4 separate regions of the Homo sapiens genome follow, and regions 2, 3 and 4 are each linked to region 1. A link is a contact called in ENCODE Hi-C data. All regions are on one chromosome and are shown on one strand. Each heading gives the region's core, a stretch centred on a gene start or an enhancer-like site at or near the end of the contact. The rest is flanking DNA. Distances are from core to core; before and after follow the strand shown.

The links. A loop is a pair of places that touch in the nucleus more often than their neighbours do. Pooled maps may share reads with other maps.
Region 2: a pooled map shows a loop between it and region 1 (8-fold over the local background). The contact joins the promoter of TMEM44 here to the promoter of LINC01972 in region 1. A Hi-C loop is called at or near these places in 10 of 50 pooled maps.
Region 3: a map of heart right ventricle shows a loop between it and region 1 (2.7-fold over the local background). The contact joins the enhancer-like site here to the promoter of LINC01972 in region 1. A Hi-C loop is called at or near these places in 2 of 168 maps with a recorded cell type or tissue (CD14-positive monocyte and heart right ventricle) and 5 of 50 pooled maps.
Region 4: a loop to region 1 is called in a map of CD4-positive, alpha-beta T cell, with 5 times the contacts of the local background. The contact joins the promoter of TMEM44-AS1 here to the promoter of LINC01972 in region 1. A Hi-C loop is called at or near these places in 2 of 168 maps with a recorded cell type or tissue (CD4-positive, alpha-beta T cell and naive thymus-derived CD4-positive, alpha-beta T cell), 1 of 37 single-sample maps with no recorded cell type and 10 of 50 pooled maps.

What each region holds. Positions count from the first base shown.
Region 1 is chr3:194,767,455-194,770,300 of GRCh38, forward strand. It overlaps LINC01972 (long intergenic non-protein coding RNA 1972), which reads right to left and starts at 1,255. Exons shown (of 3, transcript NR_146990.1): 1 at 1,182-1,255; 2 at 961-1,063. The region is part of intron 3 of LINC01968 (long intergenic non-protein coding RNA 1968); the gene reads left to right. All of the region lies in intron 2 of LOC105374292 (a long non-coding RNA gene), which reads left to right. RefSeq lists enhancers at 1,746-2,040, 2,156-2,255 and a silencer at 1,886-1,985.
Region 2 is chr3:194,631,988-194,635,024 of GRCh38, forward strand. It overlaps TMEM44 (transmembrane protein 44), which reads right to left and starts at 1,432. Exons shown (of 10, transcript NM_001011655.3): 1 at 1,092-1,432. The coding sequence starts at 1,228. It overlaps TMEM44-AS2 (TMEM44 antisense RNA 2), which reads left to right and starts at 941. Exons shown (of 2, transcript NR_186047.1): 1 at 941-1,180. RefSeq lists a silencer at 1,201-1,630.
Region 3 is chr3:194,951,665-194,954,364 of GRCh38, forward strand. No RefSeq gene overlaps it. Among named protein-coding and RNA genes, the nearest start is that of XXYLT1-AS1, 140 kb to the right of the region's middle. Within about 2 kb of position 1,272, at least 4 of the 41 ENCODE cell types and tissues checked have a DNase peak (open chromatin) inside an H3K27ac peak, as active enhancers do; they include heart right ventricle, where a contact is called at or near this core.
Region 4 is chr3:194,582,812-194,585,517 of GRCh38, forward strand. TMEM44-AS1 (TMEM44 antisense RNA 1) reads left to right here and starts at 1,457. Exons shown (of 3, transcript NR_047575.1): 1 at 1,457-1,637. RefSeq lists enhancers at 723-1,388, 1,424-1,473 and a silencer at 974-1,233.

The sequences.
Region 1 (2,846 bases), core at 5-2,504:
TTGGCAGCCATGCTGCAGGAGGGGACACCAGCCTTGGGGGAGAGCCGTCTGTTAGCTCCTCACTTCTCGGGTCTTGCCCAACCCTGCCTTCATAAACACTAGAAGAATCCTCCTTGTGAGTGGGATGATATGCCCAGGAATGTTGTGGTAGGGCTAGGAGAGGACAGGGAGAGTCAGCTGCCTTGCCAAGAGCCCAGGACGGGAGGTCCTGGGCCAGGTGGATAGCACCTCCCTCAGCCTCAGAACTCAGAGGCTGGCTCAGAGCCAACACCATTCTGCCCAGTTGTCAATGAAGACTTTCACTCTTAAGAGGGTGAAGGGCAAAACCTAAAGGATTTTTCCAACAGTTGTACTCTGATTGCGGAAACCAAAGGAAAGAGTCATGGGTTCTGACGAAAGGTTAGAAAAGCTTTTGGGAGGAGAAGGCATTGAACCTTGATGAGTGGGAAGTTTAACTTCTGGGAAAGTTAAACTGAAATTCATCTGAGCCGCATTATGCTCTTGGCTGTCCTTCCTTTTACCCTATTCAAACCAATGTAGTCAGCTTACCTCCCGTCTTGGGCAGGGCCTGGGGTGGGAGTAGAGCTGGGGTGAGGTGGGACCACAGTGAATCAGACCCAGCCCCTGCCCACCAGGACCTGTAGTCTGGTCACTGATAATCCAGTAGAAGGCAGTAAATTGTGAGTGCCATAGAAAAGGTACCTTGTGGGGGGCTCGCAGGACAGACCATCACACCTGGCTGGGGATCAGGAATGCTTCATGGGGCAGTTCCTCTTTGAGATGTGTGCTGAGGGATGGGCAGGGCTTTTGAGTGAAGGAAGGAGGGTAGATGTGAGTCTCTATTATAATTCTCCGGCAAAAATATTCTGGTTTCTCTCTCTTAGTGGGTAGATTGGTAGGAAGATAAGGTTGGTTTTGGTAGGCTTTTTCTCTTTCAGGTATCCGATACCCACTCCTCACCTTAAAAGATATCTGTGTCTGTTAACTGTCCTTCTTAGGTCCAGAATCAAACTCATCTGTCAATGGGCTCCATGGATAGGGACCAGCAGGGGAGTTAATGGCCCTGGAGACAGAAGGGGCAGGAGGTCAGGAGTCAGGGCTTCGGGAGCAGCCAAGGGGCATTGGGAGGAAAGAGACTGCAGAGAGACTGAAAGGTAACTCATTACGTGACAAAGACTTACTGTTATTACTGATAATTTGCAGCAGGCACTGTGTTGGGAACTGGGTATCCTAAGATGAGGATAGCAGGGCGTCTGCCCCAGGGACCCCCCGCACGGAGGTGGCTGTGTCGGCAACAGTGGTGTCACAGTAGGTAAGTGCAGCGAGCAAAACAGGCCACAGAAGTGCGCACTGGTCCACGGTGACCCCAAGGAGGACATGATCCCCCTTGTCTGGGAGGTAAGGACAGCAGGCAGCCCACCTGCAGCTGGGAGTGGTGATGGGAGAAGCTGCCGGGCTGGCTTCTTGCAGGTCGGCTCTTAGAGTTGGGCCTTTTTGGCCAATTAAATGGTCTCACCTCTCCCTTAAATTCAAGAACTTTCTCCATGAATTCTCAGTCCTGTGCTCACCCAGCCTCTGCTGCCTCTTTTGCTGTTGGGTGGCTGTGGTCGCCACAGGTTCTGCTGCATTTTAGAGACCGAGTCAGCCTTCTGGACTTCCCACCTGCTGGGTAAAACTCAAGTAACATGTGAGAGCCGCGCTCCTCAGGCCCCACCCCCTGTGGGTGATTGATTTCTAAGTAGGGGAAGCCCGCCCTCCTCAGGTCCCACCCCTTGTAGATGATTGATTTCTAAAGTAACAAGTGAGAGCCAAGCTCCTCAGGCCCCACCCCTTCTGGATGATTGATTTCTAAGCAGGGGAAGCCCGCTCTCCTCAGGCCCCACCCCTTGTAGATGATTGATTTCTAAAGTAACAAGTGAGAGTTGCGCTCCTCAGGCCCCACCCCTTGTAGATGATGGATTTCTAAGCAGGGGAAGCGCGGCCGCCCCGGGTTAGACACGCGTCTGTTTGCTTGCAGATGTGCACACACTGTCTCCGGCTTCTTCTGTGGCTTGGTAGAAGCCCCAGCTTTTTAACTTATTAAGCACAGCTCTTCCCTCTGTAGGACTGCAGGCAGGACAGTCCTCTTCCCGGGCTCACCGCAACATTCAGTAGCTGCTTTGAAGGAACAGAATAAGGTTGCCACATGCCAGTCTGTCCTCCGATCACTTCAGGGTTCCACTCACCGTGGGTTCAAGGCTTCTTTGATTCTTTGTTTCCTTTAGTTTTCATTCTCTCCTCTTCAGAACAAGAGTAGATGGTTCGGTGTATGCAAATATCACAGTTCCAGGTAACTTGAAGGAGCAGTTTGGATTTAGGTATTCATTCTTACTTTTATAGGACTGTAGATATCTCTTTATGCAAATAAGACTTACTATTGTATTATAAGAGCAATAACCATGCACTGCTTCAAATGACATCATTTACATTTTTATTTTTGCAATAAGAATATATTTAGGCAACAGAATCAATGCTGCTTTTTGAGAGGTATTTTCTAATTTCTAATGTTGATGGGTTCAAAGACTTGCTATGAGTACATGGGTCACAGACACCACCTCATGCAAAGCAGAAAGGAAATAAATCAAGGAATGAGAACGAGAGCCAACACCATTCTTTCTTTCTTTTTTTTTTTTTTTGAGACAGAGTCTTACTCTGTTGCCCAGGCTGGAGTGAAGTGGTGCAATCTTGGCTCACTGCAACCTCTGCCTCCCGGGTTCACACCATTCTCCTGCCTCAGCCTCCCGAGTAGCTGGGACTACAGGCGCGTGCTACCATGCCCAGCTAATTTTTTGTATTATTAGTAGAGA
Region 2 (3,037 bases), core at 182-2,681, 140 kb before region 1:
TGTTAGTTTCCAGCCTCTGATCTGAACAGTTTAATCTCTCTTACCAGCCTGCCCCTTTCCAATAGGATCTGGGGTTTTGGTTCTTTCCTTTCACTCAGACAAGTTATTTAACCTCTCAGAACCTCAGGGTTCCCTACAGAAAGTGGGGGTAACAGCACCTACCTCCTGGTGCTGATATTGTGAGTGGCAGGCATTGAATGAGTTAATGAATGCAACACTGGGCCTACAGTAAATGTTCTAGGCGTCTTTTTATTTGTATTGCAGTACTGGGTAGTGGGGCTGCAGAATCTCTGCAATACGACCAAACGCCTTAGGAGAATATCCACTGAGTGCCTACAGGGAGACAGTTCTAACCTCTCCCAGGGGTGCTGGTCCTTTCTCCCCTGCCAGGGAATGCTTGGGCGGCACCATCCTGAGCACTGCTAGTGGATTTCCATGCCTAGGACAGAGCGGCTGAGGACCTGGAGATTCACTCTTAGAACTTAGGCTACCGTGGGCATCTGGACAAACCAGTCCAGGTGCTGGACAGACCAGGGCAAAGACAGGCCAGCTGGATCATATCACTACCTCCCTTCCCACCTAAGAGGACTTTGGGTAAACTGAGGCCAGAAACATCAAGGGACTTGCCAAGGTCCTAAGAGTTGGTGGCCTAGCTGGAGCAATACAAATGATGTTTAATGAGCATTTACTAAGTGCTTTAACGGTACTGATTCATCGAATCCTCCCATCATCCTATGAGGTATTATCTCCGGTCATAGGAGGCCCAGAGAGGTTCTGGAGCTTGCCCAGGTCACACTGCGAGTCAATGGCGAAGGGCTGACAATAGCACCCAGGGCTCGCGGTGTCCTCGGGGCCCCATCCGCTGCACCACCCAGCCTCCTCCCTTTGGCTCACAGCCCAGCTTCCCTGTGCGTGGGATCCGGAAAGAAGATCCCACTTCAGTCTACAGAGCAATGTTCCATTGGATCCTATTACTGAGCCATCTCCTTCATCCCCCTTTCCGCCCCCTCCTCTAGGTTTCCGAGAGGGAGCAGCAGGGGATTGGCGCCCGTTTCCCCGCCCGACAGCCCCCCGACCCGTGGCCCCATTACAGCGCGTGGGCGGCGATCCAGCAGGAGGAGGCGCAGATCCACAGGCCGAAGGAGATGCAGACGCGGTGGCGGGCGAAGCAGCGGTCCAGGTAGTCCCAGTCCCAGAGCGCGGGCGCGGGGCTGGGCGCCTCCCCCATGGCGCGGCTGGGCGCGCGGCGCGGGGCCGGGGACCTGGGCGCAGCCTCCCTCGCCGCGGGCAAGCCCCGAGCGCCGCCGCCCCGCGTGCCCTTCTCTGGGTTCCGTTCCGCCGCGGCGCCTCCGGCCGAGCGCACCGACCGCGGGCAGAGAAGGGCGCGCTCCCGGGCGCGGGCGGCGGCGGCGAAGGCGCCGGGGAAAAGTTTCCGGGACCGCGCGCTCCCCACCCCTCGCGCTATTGTCGGGGGTCGGCAGGGCGGAGGCCGCCCCCCAGCGGCGGGAGCCGGGAGCTGCGCGCGCACAAAGACTGCGGCCCCCGCCCCCCGCCGACCTCTTCGCGGTCACCCACCTCCAACATCCTGGCCGGAGCGGGGCGGGCGGCTGGGCTCGCGGACGGCCGAGTCCCTGCCGGTCGCTGTAAGGCACGGCGTCCCTTCCTGCGTATTGTCCACATTTCCTGAGCCAACAGCAATTAGTTGCGCTGCTGAAGCGCATGGGTGCTGGGATCCCGAGGTGAAGGGGGCGTGGTCCTGATCGCCGACAGGGCGCAGTAAAAAGGGTGGGGTGCAAGACCAGGAAGGAGGAAACAAACGTGCCGGAGAACAAATACCCCCACATCTGCCTCTCACTCTCCTTTCTGAAGCTGCCAACGGCACCCTCCGCCCCCAGGCAGTCGCCCAAGCCCTGCTCCTGGATGTCATCCTAGCCCACGGCCCCGCAGCCAAGAGCTGGTTATCTCTGCAACCGGCCGCCTCCTGTCCAGCCACACACCGCACAGTTCAAGTACACAGGGCTGTTTTTCTTGAGAGTAAACTATTATTGTAATTTTTAAATCTCCTTATTGATTTTAGTAGGTTTGTTTAAAGCAAGACATGACTTGAAAACAATATTTCTATAGAAGGAGCAGGATTGAAAAAAAGAAAAAAAATCTTTTTTAATTTTCAAAAACTACAGCTTTATTTAGATATTATTTATATGCCATAAGCATAGTCTTTTTTTTTTTTTTTTTTTTTGAGACAGAGTCTCACTCTGTTGCCCAGGCTGGAATGCAATGGTGCGATCTCAGCTCCCTGCAGCCTCCGCCTCCCAGGTTCAAGCAATTCTCCTGCCTCCGCCTCCCAAGTAGCTGGGACTACAGGTGCCCGCCACCACACCCGAGTAATTTTTGTATTTTTAGTAGAGACGGTGTTTCACCATGTTGGCCAGGCTGGTCTTAAACTCCTGACCTCGTGATCTGCCCTCCTCAGCCTCTTAAAGTGCTGGGATTACAGGTGTGAGCCACCACATCCAGCCTACATAGTACTTTTAAAATGTACAATTCTGGCCAGGCACGGTGGCTCACAACTGTAGTCCCTGCACTTTGGGAGGCTGAGGCAGGCGGATCACTTGAGGTCAGGAGCTCAAGACCGGCCTGGCCAACATGGTGAAACACTGTCTCTACTAAAAATACAAAAATTAGCCGGGCATGGTGGTGCGCGCCTGTAATCCCAGCACTTTGGGAGGCCGAGGCAGGTGGATCACTTGAGGTCAGGAGTTTGAGACCACCCTGGCCAACATGGTGAAACCCCATCTCTACTAAAAACACAAAAATTAGCCAGGCATGATGGCAGGCGCCTGTAATCCCAGCTACTCGGGAGACTGAGGCAGGAGAACTGCTTGAACCTGGGAGGCGGAGATTGCTGTGAGCTGAGATGGCGCCACTGCACTCCAGCCTGGGCGACAGAGCAAGACTCCATCTCAAAACAAAACAAAAAATAAAATGTACAATTCAGCAGTTTTTAGTGTATCCATAGCGTTGTGCAACCAACATC
Region 3 (2,700 bases), core at 22-2,521, 180 kb after region 1:
AAAATCATGCATAGAAAACACTTAGCAGGCCGGGCGCGGTGGCTCACGCCTGAATCCCAGCACTGTGGGAGGCCGAGGCGGGTGGACCACAAGGTCAGGAGATCGAGATCATCCTGGCCAACATTACTAAAAATGCAAAAATTAGCTGGGCGTGGTGGCACTTACCTGTAATCCCAGCTACCTGGGAGGCTGAGGCAGGAGAATTGCTTGAACCCAGGAGGCAGAGGTTGCAGTGAGACAAGATCACACCACTGCACTCCAGCCTGGGTGACAGAGCAAGACTCTGTCAAAAACAAAAAAGAAAGAGAGAAAGAGAGAAGGAAGGAAGGGAGGGAGGGAGGGAGTGAGGAAGGAAGGAAGGAAGGAAGGAAAGAGAGAAAGAGAGAAGGAAGGAATAAAGGAAGGAAAGAAAGAGAAAGAAGGAAGGAAGGAAGGAAAGAAAGAAGGAAGGGAGGAAAGTAAAGAAAGAAAGGAAGGAAGAAAGAAGGAAAGAAAGAAAGAAAGAAAGAAAGAAAGAAAAGAGAAAACAGCAGAGCCCGTAGTGAACACTCAATCAAGATGAGCCATTATTACCTCCTCCTGCTAAATTCGACTTTCCTTCCTCACTTCAAGAACTTCCAACTCTCCCTATTGCTTCAGTTGCTGGTGAGCTGTTTGCGGGACCCCTGTGTCCCCTGGGTGTCCTCTGGGTTCTCCTGCCTGTGTTCCTCTCGCTGCTGCCCAGACACCAACCCCAACTGTCCTGCTGAGAGCAGGGTGGAGTGCTGCTGTGTGCGTTCCACCTGGACACCAACCAGTTTCCATTCTGTGAAATTTCCTCTTCTTCCTTGGCTTTCATTTCCACCCACTGAAAACATTTGTGAGTTATTTTCTTTGTTTAACAAACATTGAGTATGCATGTAATACAGTTTCGCATTTCTAGCCTAATTATTATTCTAAATCATCACTTAACTTTCATATGTAATGTTTACTGATTTTATAGCAACTGTATATATAATTAATCAGTGTACTTTGGATTACTAGTTTTTGATACTAGTTTTTGATACGCGCTGTATTTGTTAGTCCTTGGAAATCTTGATGAACAAGCTATTATGCTTACATAATACGATAATGACATGGAAATAGGTTCGCTGCAAACATAGGGAAAAGCTGTCCAAGAAGCCCTTGGCTCTTCTATCTTGGCTCTGGGGGCTCTTGGCCTGGATCCTGTCACCTGTAGACACTGGAATAAGCGTGTTATCCAGCAGACCTCAGTGAGCTTTGGGGGAAGACCCAGAAAGCCCTAGCTGCGTGAGACGGCCCAGCCTTTCCCTTTCTCTGGCACTTGCTCGGCCTCTCCTGGCAAAACATCCCAGCCTGGATTCAGCCACCATCCAGATGCTGAGCCCCACCCCAGACCCTCTAAAGAGGAGGGCTCTATGCAAGTTGGCCTGTGGTATTTGCTGAAGGGAAGCAGATCCTGTCTGCTTTGTTATCAGCAACCCCAGATGACCCCAGCTCTCATGTGTGTGATTGAGAAACGCTTCCTGCTCGTACAGAAGCCACACAGGGGTTGGTGGGAGTGTGCAGCCTCCAGGTGAGTGTGTGTGTAAGTGGAGTGTCAGGTGGAGTCTCTTCAGCCTCTCTCTCTCTTTCTTTCTCTCTCTCTCCTCTCTCTCAAAGATTGTTTGACTTGGATTTTCACGACACTATCACACACAATGTCCCAAATGATTCTCAGAACAGCCCAGAGAGCTGCACAAGGGAAGAAGCTTGTGAATCTCACACCAGATGTGCCAGAGGCCGGAGGCTGCACTCTGCCTCTCATCCCATGGGAAGGGACAGGCACCCAGGAGCACTGTCCTGCCTCCTCTTCCTCCAGCCCACGCTTCGAAGAGCTATGACCTTGTCCTTAAGGGCTTTACAGGACCTCGTGGCTCCCTAAAGCCTGAGGCCCAAGTCCCTCACTTTTATGTGCTTTGATGGTCTTGCCACCTTCTTTGTTTGTTTGTTCATTTGTTCATTCATTCATTGAAAGAACATTTCCTGAGTTTTCTGGAAGAAGATGGGACACATTGGAAGAATAGATGTCTGGGAATGCTCAGACCAGATCAGTGTGGATAGTGACTGGGGAGTTGGAGGGTTGCAAAGAAGTCTGAGGCAAGGAGCCCAGTTAGAAGGGTGTATTAGTCAGGGTTCTTTTGAGGGACAGAACTAATAGGATAGATAGATATATAAAGGAGAGTTTATTAAGTATTAACTCACACGATCACAGGGTCCCACCATAGGCCATCTGCAAGCTGAGGAGCAAAGACAGCCAGTCCGCGTCCCAAAGCTGAAGAACTTGGAGTCGTATTAACCATCACAGAGGGTGTTGTCAGTCTAGAGGAGAAAGGGTAACGTCCTAAAATAAGGTGGTAGCAGAGTGGTCAGCATGGCTGGGGAAGCACCATGGGTCAAAGTAGCCAAAGCCCACGGTTTTCAGCCCTGGTTCTAGAGTCAAATACAAAGCCCCAACTCTCCTGATTATATCCGCCCCCTGCCCCAGGAATGGTTCTGGGGCTCTGCTCAGGGCTGGTGCATACTCCCTCTCTCTGAGGCCTCGCCCCATTAGTTATCAGCTCTGACTTCCACCAGCCACTCCCAGGCCTTTTTCTACAGACCTCGTTATTTTAACAATGACATTCTTGGGGCCCCTGGTGGCAGTTTGTTGCTAATAAA
Region 4 (2,706 bases), core at 207-2,706, 180 kb before region 1:
GCCAGTGGCCCTGCCGTGCTACTGAGCCTCGTCAGCCTGTATAATGGAAGCTGAAGATGATGCAGCTCAGGAAAAGCAAGTATGATCTTAAGAACCCTGTAGCTGGAAAGCATGTTCCAAATCAAACCTAATGGAGACAACTACTAGAAGGTATAAAAGTTTTTTTTTTTTTTGAGACAGAATTTTGCTCCTGTTGCCTAGGCTGGAGTGCAGTGGCGCGGTCTCAGCTCACTGCAGCCTCTGCCTCGCCGGTTCAAACGATTCTCCTGCCTCAGCCTCCCAAGTAGCTGAGACTACAGGCGCCCACCACCACGCCCGGCTACTTTTTGTATTTTTGGTAGGGACGGGGTTTCACCATGTTGGCCAGACTGATCTCAAACTCCTGACCTCAGATGATCCGCCCGCCTCACCCTCCCAAAGTGTTGGGATTACAGGCGTGAGCCACCGCGCCCAGCCCAAAAGATTTTAAAAAGGAGTCTCTTGGAGGCAAAGGGACAGAACATTATTGTTTTTCATCATAAACCTTTTGGTGCAATCTGATTTTCTTTTTTTAAACCATGTACTTGCACTATTTTTATCTCAAAAAAGGTTTTTAATGCATTTAAAAACAAAGAAAAGAATGGTTTATAATACACCGTTAGGCTTCTGGGAGGTCTGAAACACACTATGAACCGTAAAATAACCTTGTAATTATCTCCTTAAAAACCGAGTGGGGTGGGCCAGGCGTGGTGGCTCACGCCTGTAATCCCAGCACTTTGGGAGGCCGAGGCGGGCGGATCACGAGGTCAGGAGTTCGAGACCAGCCTGACCAACATGGTGAAACTCCGTCTCCACTAAAAATACAAAAATTAGCCGGGCGTCGTGGCGCGCCCCTGTAGTCCCAGCTATTCAGTCGCAGAAGAATCGCTTGAATTCGGCAGGCGGAGGCTGCAGTCAGCAGAGACCGCGCCACTGCATTCCAGCCTGGGCGACAGAGACTCCGTCTCAAATAAACAAACCAAAACTGAACTACGGAGACGCCCTCGACAGTTCTTTCCCGGCTGCGTCGCCGCTGGCTGAGGTCAGAAACGCCGGCCTTCGGCTGCGGCGGCGGCTGCGGCGGCGGGGCGGGGCCGCGGGACTCTCGCTCCTCGCGGGAGGCGGTGGCTGCGGAGTGCGCACGCGCGGAACCGCAATTCCGTTCTTCCCGGAAGTGCCCTGCTGGTGCTGGGAGTAGGGCGCAAGATGTCGGCGGATGCAGCTCCGAGGAGGTAGGCAGTGGGAGCCGGCGTTCAGTCCGGCCCGTGCCAACAGTGGTTCCTCTCTCCCCCGTAGTTCGAGGAGACCACGCGCTGCCCCTCTGGCACGATCGTGGATGAACCCCCTGGCAACTGAAATGGGAAAGGCAGCGCCCCCGACTCTGGGGACTGGACCGAAGTCCACGGTAGTGACAGCTGCCAGACCCTGAGGAGAGGACGAGAAGACCCGAGGCCTCTGCTACGAACACTGGCAGCCGATGGAAAATTCAGACGGATTTGGGACAGTATGCAGAGTTCTCCAAGCGACAGATTAACAGAGGCTCTTGAAGAATAACTGCGTAATCACGTGTTCTGCTCAAAAGAAGGCCTGAATGCCCAGTGCCTTATTTGGCTTTCAGGGTTGGTGAAAGAAAAAGCAAAGTAGATGCTTTCTAATGCTAAGTCATTTAATGTAGCACCATTCCTTGAACTTCTTTCATCTCTAAGGTCGTCCCTTTCACCTGATGATGACCTTTGGGCCATCGTACAGGCATGTGTAAACTTGGAGATCTTCCTCAACATTGCACCATATCTTGGGTTCATTCAAGGCAGAGTCTCCTTGCAAAAGCATTCTAAAACAATGTAAAGTCGAAGAGAGTAGAGCAATACCTCCATAGTTGGAAAATGTGGAGGAGGCCAATTAAGGGACAGAAAAAGAAGTGCAGAGAATCTTGGAATTGTTGCAAAATTATTCTGGAGATATTTCTAAGTCTCCTCTATCCTTTTCCTTAGTGATTAATACAGGTTTTTATATTAAGTGGACAGTAAAATCCAAACAGAAAGAGGTATATGTCGTATAATGAAGCCTATGTTCAAAGTATATCTGAAATTTGTTTTTATAATGTCTTTCTTGAGAGCTTATAAAGATGTCAGTATTCTGTGGGAAACAAATTGGCACATGCATAAAAGAGAAAAAATGAAAAAAATCAGGCCCAACTTTCAGTTTACAGATGAGGAAACTGTGACATAGAAAAGGAAATGACAAAGATCACACTGAATCAGACCTGGGAACTGGAGCCCAGCCATGCTCCTTGGCCCAGTGCCTCTTCTTATTCTAGGAGCTCATACCCCTTTGAAAGAAACATAATATGAATGTGTCTTCAAATGATGCTCATAAATCTCTTCATCATACTGAGGGAGGGAGATAAGGGGATTAGTTCTTCAGGATCTAGACAGGCTTTCAAGAAAATCTTTAGCTGGGTGCGGTGGCTCATTCGTGTAATCCCAGCGCTTTGGGAGGCTGAGGCAGGTGGATCACCTGAGGTCAGGAGTTCCAGATCAGGCTGGCCAACAGCGTCTCTACTAAAAATACAAAAATTAGCCAGGCATGGTGGCGGGAGCCTGTAATCCCAGCTACTCGGGAGGCTGAGGCAGGAGAATCGCTTGAACCTGGGAGGCGGAGGTTGCAGTGAAGTGAGATCGTGCCATT